Regions from separate parts of the Mus musculus genome. Here region 1 is linked to region 2. Evidence: chromatin loops called from intact Hi-C (ENCODE). Cell type or tissue: heart. All regions are shown on one strand.

Region 1 (5,000 bases), 390 kb after region 2:
AGGGAAGGGGGATGTTTCTGACAGGCTTGGAAGTCATTCTATAGACCAGGCTGGCCTCCAACTCACAAGGTTCATCTGCCTCTTGTCTCCAGAGTGCAGGATTCAAGGAGTGCACCATCATGCCTACACTGTATATTTTAATTCAGTCACTTATAAAAACTGTAGCCAAACAGAGAAACCATAGTTTAATATATTTACAGTAGGTTTCACATGTGACTTAGATTTTAAAACCAGCCAAATAGGGGATAGCAAGACAGGGCTTGGCAGATAAGAGTGCCTGCGCCAACCCAGTTTACCCAAGTTCCACCACTGGAACCCACATGATGGAAGGAAAAGAAACCTGATTACCTTAGGTTGTCCTCTGACAACATCCTATGGTGACTGCAGGTACATATATGTACATGTGTACACACACACTCACACACACACACTTATAAAAATCCTGCTAAAGTATCAGCTGAGCACATTTATTTAGACATACTTAGAAAAGTTAATGGTAAAAGCTGGCATTTTCATATTGCTTACAAATGATGTCGTTAATATTTAACTTTGAAAGAAAAACCAAATTTAACAAAACTGTTTTTAAAAAATGTATGTTTTAAAAATCCATCACAAGTCTTTCTGCAAACAAGCACAAAGAGAAATGGTAAGTTGGACTCATTACAGGGTGATATTACAGTTAAGAAACAAAGCCATCAGGAACCTTGGAGTTGATTTCATCAAGAGCCCATCATTCTTCTCTAACTATCCACAGGAAAATACAAAGACTAGAAGCTTCCTGATCTGAACTAATATCAATTTAGATTAAAATTCCCAGCCGGGTAGGGTGGCACACACCTTTGATCCCAGCGCTCAGAAGGCAAAGGTAGGCAGATCTCTGTCAGCTGGAAGACAGACTGGTCTATGTAGTGAGTTCCAGGACAACCATGGTTATATTAAAAAAAAAAGAAAGCCCCCATACTCTATAGGGAACTTCAGAAGCCCGAGAAAATTTAGCAATTATGAAATGTAATAACGATATTCAAAGCTCTTTGCATTTTGCGCTATCAATGAAGCAATTCATATTACATAAAAATACTAAGCAGTTTGCTTCAATAAGTTTAAGAATCCTGAGAGCAGTTTATCAAGTATTAAGAGTTAATGTGGCAGGGCTGGAGAGATGGCTCAACGGTTAAGAGCACTGACTGCTCTTCCAGAGGTCCTGAGTTCAAATCCCAGCAACCACATGGTGGCTCACAACCATCCGTAACAAGATCTGGCACCCTCTTCTGGAGTGTCTGAAGACAGCTACAGTGTACTTACATATAATAAATAAATAAATCTTAAAAAAAAAAAGTTAATGTGGCTGGGCAGTGGTGGCGCACGCCTTTAATCCCAGCACTCGGGAGGCAGAGGCAGGTGGATTTCTGAGTTCGAGGCCAGCCTGGTCTACAGAGTGAGTTCCAGGACAGCCAGGGCTACACAGAGAAACCCTGTTTCATTCACACTGCTTCCCACCCTCACAACGATGACCAAATTCATTTTCCATTTAGTGAACTAGGTAACAGTCCACTTATGGACAGTACTAGATGTTATTAACAGCTCATTATTTCAATTAAGAAAAACACTGCACAATAATGCCGTCGAATGTTACAACAGGTAGAGGCAGCTGGTTCTCATTTTGTGATCCAGCTGCTATTTTAATATAATTAATTCCCCCAGCTTTCAGTGATGCTGGTATTTATATACACCACGTTTCAGTACACTGTTAGCCTGCTACCGCCGGCAATTTTATTGAATCTCTGGAAACCTCAGCATTATCAAGTACAAAGACAACATATCCAGCAAGCATCAGCGAGGCCGCAGGAGCTGCACAGAGTTTCTTTTGCAACTCACTGCTTCCTACACAGCATGAACGACTTTCCAAAGTTCCTTTGAGGCCCTGCAGCTTGTACCCGCCTTCCCAACTTCATTTCTTACTCTCACCTCATTATGCTTTACCACCCCCAGTTTCCTTTCATTCTCAATCATGCCAAGATCTTTCTTGCCTCACTAAACCCTCCTTGCCTCTTAGAACACTAGGGAATCTCGCCTAGGGCAGGTCTTACACATATCCTTGCTAAATGTACCTACAATGCACCCACTTTTGATTCAACTTTATACAACAGTGAGTAGCAAGATCTTTGGCTGGTCTTTGGACTTCTGGACCTTCTCAGGATGCATAAGAAGGAAACAACACCAAGACAGCCACTGCATTATGCTTACATTGTACAAAAGACGTAAATGCAATGTTAATGCCTGTGTGGGCATCCCTCAGCAAGAAGCAAGACAGCGGGCACAAACCAAGCAGTGAATCATTGTATTCTATCACCACACTCTCAGAGGGAAAAGCCACGTTCAACAGCCTTAAGAACACAGTAAGAGTGATTACGTTTACTGGGTCTTGACCCTTGCACATCTTTTAGTATTCTCCAAGGGGACCAACAAGGCGGCTCAACAGCTAAAGGTGCTTGCTGAGCAAGTCTGGAAAAAGTTGAAAGAAATAAGAGATTCCTAAAAGTTGTTCATTGACCCTGACATAGGCACCATGGCAGGAGTGCCACCACACACAGTAAACAAACCAAAACAAACTGGGGGGAAAAAGAAAAACAAGAAACCATTTTGCATGATGCGATGGGATGTCAGAATAAGCACTGCTGTACACACAGAAATATGGCTGTCTCCAAGACAAGCACAGAGTAACTGAGACCTCTGCACCAGCCACTTCATCACAGCTTTTATGTAGAAGACAGACAATCATTAGTTTAAAGCTGACTTTTTTAAAAAGACATTAAAGAAATAGATCTCATCTGGGCACAACCTTGTTCATGTAATTTCAACATTTGGAGGCAGAGGCAGGGAAGTTTACTGAAAGTTTTAGGCTAGCCTGAGCTAAGACCCTATTTCCCTTACTGTTCTCCCACCCTCTTGAGTGGACAAAGGAGGTCACCAGTCAGGTAAAAACCCGTAGTACAAGGTCAAAACTACATCTATCAAGGAAGCCCCTCCCATCCCCCTCTAGTGCTACTGGGAATTAAAACAGGGCCTAGAACTTGTGAGGCAGATGTAATACCAATAAGCTATGTTGCTGGCCTCTGTTTTTATTCTGGAGTTACTGGGGCCAGCCTTGAACTTGTGATCTTCCTCCCTTAGACTCACAAGTAGTTAGGATTGTGGGCCTGCATGTCAGACCCAGCCTGGAAAAGTGTTAACAAGTTAACAAGTTTAAGTTTTAGATTAAAAGTGTTTTTAATGTATATGAGTGTTTTGCCTGCATGAATTTTTGTGTATTATAGGTGTGTACTAAGAGGGCATTAAACTCCCTTGGAACTGGAGTTACAGCCTGTCGTGAGCTTGCATGTAGATGCTCGGACCCAAGGCCAAGGTCAGTGATCTTAAGCACTGAGCCATCTTTCTAACCCCCGGAAAAGGTTTTGTTTCTTTGTTTTTTGTTTTTTTTTTGTTTTTGTTCTTCGACACAGGGTTTCTCTGTGTAGCCCTGGCTGTCCTGGAACTCACTTTGTAGAGCAGACTGGCCTCGAACTCAGAAATCCACCTGCCTCTGCCTCCCGAGTGCGGGATCAAAGGTGTGTGCCACCACGCCTGGCTTCCCAGAAAAGCTTTTAAAAACATATCAATACCTAAGATTTTTCTGAGGTTGGTGATGGCATTGGTAAATCTAATCTTTTTTCTTTTCTGAGATAGGTTTCTCTGTGTAACAGCCCTGGTTGTGAGTTCTGCCTGCCTCTGCCTCCTGAGAGCTTTGATTAAAGGCTCGTACTACCACACCCAGCAGCAAATGAAATTTTAAGGTATCTGCATATTAAATATACCAACATATGGATGATCTGTGTAACAGGGGACCAATGATCTAAGTTCCACAGGACAGAATCAGTCAGGTATAGAGCTATTCAGAGTATAAAGCAGAACAATGGGGTTGAATTCAAAGGGAACAGATAACAAGACTGCAAAATGCACACAAGAGAACCAACTTCCAGAAGCTGTCCTCTAACCCACATATATATACCTGCTTGTTTCAAATAAATTACTAATAAAAGATACAGGTGATTGCTACTTAGAGAGGTTCAGTGCACACCAAAAATACGCCACCACCTAAAAAAAAAGCTATTAAAAATTCACCTGTTTTCAGCTAGGTTGTGATGGTACGCATCTTTAATCCCAACACTTAGGTGGATCTCTGCCAGAGCTACAAAGACAAATCCTGTCTTGAAAAACCATAAACAAACCGACACCCACCCCCAATCACCCATTTTGAACTTTTTTTTTTTGCCTCATACTGGAATGAAATTAGGAACAGATGAAAATTCATTGCTTTAAAAAAATTAATTATTAAAAGATTCTTTCCTGGGGGAGGGGCTAAAGAAATGGCTCAGTGGTTGAGAACATTTGCTGCTCTTGCAGAGGACCCAGGTTCATTTCCAAGCACTCACACAGTAGTTCTTAATCACCTGTAACTACATACACTTCTAGAGGAATGGCCTCTTTTTGTCTTAAAGACTTGAATGTACACATGCAAAACACTCATACACAAAGTAAACCAATCTAAATAATAAAGATTCTTTCAGATCTGAAAAGCATACTATCAAAATCTAGGTTGCTTAAGGGCAGAAACCGGCAAATTAGTCCTACATACAAGGGACTAAAAATAGGCACATTAATCTTGAAAAAAACAAAAAACAAAACAAAAAACAAAAAACAAAAAACCAACCCAAAACCCTAAAGTTAGAAGACTCCTATGTCCCTACTGATGACACCACAGTGATGTCAGAGGGACTGTGGACTGGTGTGAAGACAAAAAGATCAGTAAAGATCAGTGGAGGGGAAATCTATGCACATCTCATTTTGCTCTAAGGAATTCAATGAGGAAAGTTTTCTAACAGGCTGAGACAAGCTGTACCCTTCTCTGACAACACACATACCGACCTCAAGCAAGTCATAAACCTAAGAGGAGGAGCTGAATA
Region 2 (5,000 bases):
TCCCTTCTGCCTTTAACCCTTGGCACCTGCCAGGCTTCTGATCAGATGCTGACGAGGGTACTGCAGGAAACGGGGGCAGCTCAGGGCCACTTCCAACCTTTGACCACCATAGATGGCAGGCCGATGTGGGGAGGGTGGCTTTGGAGGGAGACGGGACCTGCGCTCCTGCTCGAGGGCACACAGGAGTGGTCCATCTGATGGAAAGCCTGAGAGAGGGATGAAGACCATCCTGGTAAGAGAGCTGGGGTGTGCCATCTTGCCAAGTGGAGTGAATGAGTCCCCAAATTCCTTGTCATCGTTTCTTGAATGGGAAAATACTTGTTTCAGTGGAGTGATTTGGTATCATGTGAGCATGATGTATCAACAGTGTGTGGGGAAAGCCTTATACAAAAGTCACCTTGTGCCGAGTATAACAGACTATACGTCTGTGGCTCCCTAGAGCACTGTATTAGGAAGAACCTAGTACCCGGCAGTTAGAAAGATGCTGCTTGACTTGGACATCCACCATGGATACAGAGAGCAATCAGCAAATGTGCTTGGGGAGGTGAATGGGAACATGAGTTTTATCAATGGCTTGGGTCCTCTACTGCTCTCTCTTCCTCTATTCTTCCCGAAACACCCACACCTTCCAATACCCTCCTCACCAAGTAACACTGCAAGGTGGAGACACACATGGATGGTGTGAACGTCAAAGGAGGGGCAGTTTCGGATGATGAGCTGACTCAAGTCCTGCAGTGTGGCCTGCTCCACAGGAGAGGGCCTAGGCTGAGACACCAAGAGCTGGCCCAGACGCCGGAGTGCCACAGGGTAGTGATGAGCTCGCACCTTGGTGGGGTTCTGGCTCAGCCATCGCAGTAGCTCCCCAGGGCTCCGTGCCTGTTCCAGAAGCCGTTGAAGGCCTTGCACAGGGCCTCCTCCAAAAGGCCGGTCCCCGGACTTGCTGGGTCCCAAACAACAGGGCTGTACTGGTGGGATGAGCAGCAAACCAGACAGCCGAGCAGGGGAAGTCTGGGCAGAGAGCAGGATTCGAAGCATGGAGCTGGGTGGTGGAGACCCTGAGGGGGTGGCCCAGAAAACCAGGTGAGGTTTCCTCCAAGGGGAAAAATATGCTATCTAGTCCTTACCTGACTCCCCATCCAAAGGGCCTGAAGTTTAAAAAAAAAAAAAATCCCGTGTGATTGCCCTGGTATTCTTACCCAGTCTGCCCCTCTTCTCCCATTCCTTGACACAGAAACCCTAATTCTTTAAGTGTGCTCAGTGCAATTCTATTCACATTTCACATGCATATCGCCTTCGATGCTCCGTGCAAGCTGATGAGGAGTCTCAGGGCTGTTACCTCATTTCTCAGGCGGAGAAACAGGCCCAGAGCGGCGGAGAGGTTAAGCCTGAGGTCATTCACAGGGCTAGTGGTCGCACCCAGCCTGGGAGCCCCGGTGGTCCGGGCGATGAGCCCTGAAGACCACCTCCCCGTCCCGCAGGAGGCGGCGGCGGCGGGGTGGGTGGAACGCAGGCTCAGTAGCGGGCCGGTGCTGGGTCCCATGCTGGGCGCTCCCACTTACCAGCTGCGTGACCTTGAACTAATGTCTTCGCCTCTCTGCCTAAGCCTCCTCACTAGTGAAATGAGAACACAGCGCAAGCTCGCGGGGCGCGCGCCGAGCCCGAGTGAGCTATCTGCCAAGGCGCGGAGCTGATGCTGTCCGCGGGAGGGGCCCCCACACCCTGTCCCGGCCCCAAGAGGCGAGCAGCCCGTGGTCACCACCACTAACACCAGCTCCCGCCGCCCTCCCGAGGTCCGCCCCTCAGGCGCCACCCTACATGACTCCCCGGGCCCCGCGTAGGTCACTCTCTCAGCTGGTCTTGGGGCCCGGGAGCCGGGCTCCCCCCGCGGCCTCCTCATCAGCGGGCCACCGAGTCCGCCATCTTCCCAGCAGCCCCCGGATCGCCCCCAGACGCCAATCGCAGTCCAGCGCCAGGGCGGCGGAGACGTGGCTCCCAGCAGGCGCTGCGAGCAGAGGAGCCGCGAGCCCCGCCCTCCGCTTCCGGGAAATGCGCACGTCGCGGGGGCGGGGCCACAGAGCTTGCGCTGAAAGGTGCCGGGAGTGGCGGTCCTCTGTCCAGCCCTGGGGTAGCTTGAGCACTCAGGACCTAGGGCAGGTTCCATTCTCGTAGAACAAGGGCTCCCCACCCTCAAGCAACACACAGACACACTGGGTAGGAAAACGTCACAGTTTCTTTAATCTGCACAAATTCCAGAAAACAACTCTGCCCCTCTCGATTCCCCTTCACCAGTCTCCCAGTCCACCAGTTTCCAATTCAGCCTAGGCAGCTCTTTGAAACTAGAAGTATCTAGATCCTCTGTCAGCACACTAAGATGGGCCCATTGGGGTGCCCTGGCGGCCAAGGCAGCGACAGCAAGTGCCTGATCCAGAAGAGCCCACTGCCAGCGAAGGCTGAGGTCCAGCAGCCCCAGGAGATGGCCTAGAGCTATGAAGATCACACGGAGCGGCCTCCGCTAACACCCGAAGTCCTCTGCGGCGCAAAGCTGGGCTCCAGGGTAGTGGGAAAAGACAGGCAGCGGGTGAAGTGGGCCTGGGCAGACAGCAGCTCCCTTTGCGCCTTGGGGAATGAGGTCCAGAGGGGCTGGCTACACTGCCAAAAGCCCGTGGAGGCACTACGGCCGATACATGGCAAAGGCCAGGAGACTGAGGAGCAGGGTGAAGCCGGCCAGACCCAGGGTAGCGGTCAGGGGAAAGAAGGGCCGGTACTGGATCTGGCAGTACCAGAGCAGGAGCAGCAGCAGAAGCAGCAGGGGCAACAGAAGGCTGCCGATTTCCAGCCCGGAGGGGCCGGGCTCTGACCCCGGTGGGCAGGGAGGATGTGGGGGACCGACTCTCGTGGACACGTGGCAGTGGAGAACGCAGTTGGGGGGCAGGTGGAGACTGCCTAGTGTCTGAGTGTCGTCTCCTAGCAGTTGACCTTGGTAGATGAGCCGAACCTGCTGTTCCTGGCCTGGAAACTGGGTCCTGAGGAGAGAGGGACCTGGGTAAGAGAGCAGGCCTCAGGCAGTCCTGGCCCATTGTTCAGAGGACCAATCCCAATTTTCACCACCCCTACACCTGACCACCCAGATCCTGGCCTCTGGGGGACAGATTAACAGGAATGGTGTATAATGTGAGGAGACAGATTTTTCAAACAGAAAATAAGGGAGAGCTTCATAGGGTGACCCTTCTATAGACACCCACCCCATTTTTAGCATTTTGTTCTTACCCTCTTCCCAGCTTACCTTTTTAAGGAGCCAATGGTGTCCTGAGGCCAGGCCCTGGCTACCTGCTCAGAGTCATTGAGAAATTTCAACCGTAGAAGTAGGGGTTCCTGCGGAGAGTCTGGAGGTGTTGATGCTGTGACCCCTGTGTCAGGCTCTGGCTGTGCAGATGGACCTCTGTGTCTCAGGCTGGGACTCTCAGCCCCTGGGGCCTCCTCTCTGATGCTGTCAGAGGCTGACATGGCTTCACTGGGCTGTGCTGGTGTTGTGGTCCCCGGCGGCTGTGGTTGGGGGTCTGTACTCTCAGTGGTATGTGTTGAGACCCAGGCGAGGGCCAGCACCAGAAGGCAAGCAAGCACCGCAAAAAGGACAGTCACCTCATCGCCTACGCCTTCAATCAAGGCCATGGCACCCGTGCTGCTGCCAGAGGTGCTAAGGAGCTAGAGAGGTGCAAAGAACTGGTGAGGGGCTACTTCCTGGTCAGAAGTCATTCCAACTTCAACTGTCCTAGTTATTGTGTGTGCTTGCGCACCCAGGATGCAGCATCCTGTAGTCCCAAACTTGGCTTTTGGGTAACGTCCCTTCCCATCACCAGATTCCAAGTGCTAGCTTTGCTATCTGAGTTCTAGATCTTCATTCAGCACCCGATTCACCGAAACCTTACGTTCAAGAAAGGGCCTTGCTTTTCTAAGCAACCCTCTCCTTAAATGTAACCTTCATCAAACTTTACCCAGAAGCTTACCTATTCTTTGGTTCACTTCATCCCAAAGTTCACTCCTTCACCTATTTATAGCAAAGCTCATCTGATGCCCTGTCGCTTAAGTTTCTCTGATAAAAGTGTCTCTCTAGCCCCCTGCCCTCCCCCTTACCATTTACCCAAACCCCACCCACAACAAAGACCACTTCCCAAAGCTTCCTAGACAACCCCAAATGTCAAACTCCACCCTTGGCCAATCTGGAGTCTTGGGAGTTGTCTACTCAGCTCGGCACCTTCTCGGGTCCACCCAAAGCCCACCCCGCAGCAGTCTCCCAGCGCCTCCTGGGCTCCAAACCCAGAGGTCTCCAGACCCTTGATCCCTCGGGGAGAACCTAGACCTAGCCCTCCCCACGACTACTCCATCACTCCTCCCATCTGCCCGCCCCCCAGAGCTACTGGAGGGCACCAGCTATCTCGGGGCGGGGCAAGCAGGTCCCAGCTGTGGCCTGGGGCGACCCGGTGGGCGCGGCCACGCACAGCGACTCACCGCCCAGCTCCACCAGCTCCATCTCGGCTCCTCGGGCACTTCCGGGCCGAAGGCACCGAGGTCGCAGACACCTGAGGTCCCTCTCCTTCCCTGCTGCCGCGGCCCGGGAGCATTGTGGGGATTGTAGTTCGCCCTGTTTAGTTCCCGCCCTCCTCCCTGTGAACCCACGTGCCGGGCTGGACCAGATGTTGCCGGTACCCTTGGATCGTCGATGGGCCCACGGGAAGGACCCTGGGGTTTCTGCTTGTCCACAGAGATTTGGTCAGCAGCAAGAAACTCTATCTCCGCTGCCAGCTGCTGGAGCATCTGTCACTCCTGACACCAACGTCATCCTGCAGCATGTCAGAGCACCCGCGTTGGTGATGCAGTGATGAAGGCTCTGGGAAGCGCAGGTGGCCACTACCCAGCCAAGCCTGTGTCATTGTGGACGCCAAAAAGCAGCTTGGTTTTCTAAATTGACTCTGTTGCTGAGAAGGTGTAGGTTGTCTGCCCCA

The links. Hi-C counts contacts between places; a loop is a spot of excess contacts. Peaks named below come from ENCODE experiments on the same cell type or tissue, not always from the same donor. Only the 100,000 strongest peaks of a DNase experiment are listed, where the experiment ranks them.
Region 1: it touches region 2 in a loop (2.6-fold over the local background); 1 of 42 quality-filtered maps calls a loop at or near these places.

The regions. Positions count from the first base shown.
Region 1 is chr5:24,832,716-24,837,715 of GRCm38, forward strand. All of the region lies in intron 1 of Rheb (Ras homolog enriched in brain), which reads right to left. Among named protein-coding and RNA genes, the nearest start is that of Rheb, 7.1 kb to the right of the region's middle. In heart, no CTCF peak of the experiment used is centred here; no DNase peak of the experiment used is centred here.
Region 2 is chr5:24,443,251-24,448,250 of GRCm38, forward strand. It overlaps Fastk (Fas-activated serine/threonine kinase), which reads right to left and starts at 1,985. Exons shown (of 10, transcript NM_023229.2): 1 at 1,816-1,985; 2 at 645-1,055; 3 at 27-206. The coding sequence starts at 1,897. Tmub1 (transmembrane and ubiquitin-like domain containing 1) reads right to left here and starts at 4,596. Exons shown (of 3, transcript NM_022418.3): 1 at 4,507-4,596; 2 at 3,284-3,702; 3 at 2,213-3,023. The coding sequence starts at 3,669. The coding sequence ends at 2,672. In heart, a CTCF peak has its summit at 2,399; DNase peaks (open chromatin) are centred at 1,951, 2,731, 3,611, 4,541 and 2 weaker places; H3K4me3 peaks cover 3,625 bases; H3K27ac peaks cover 3,267 bases.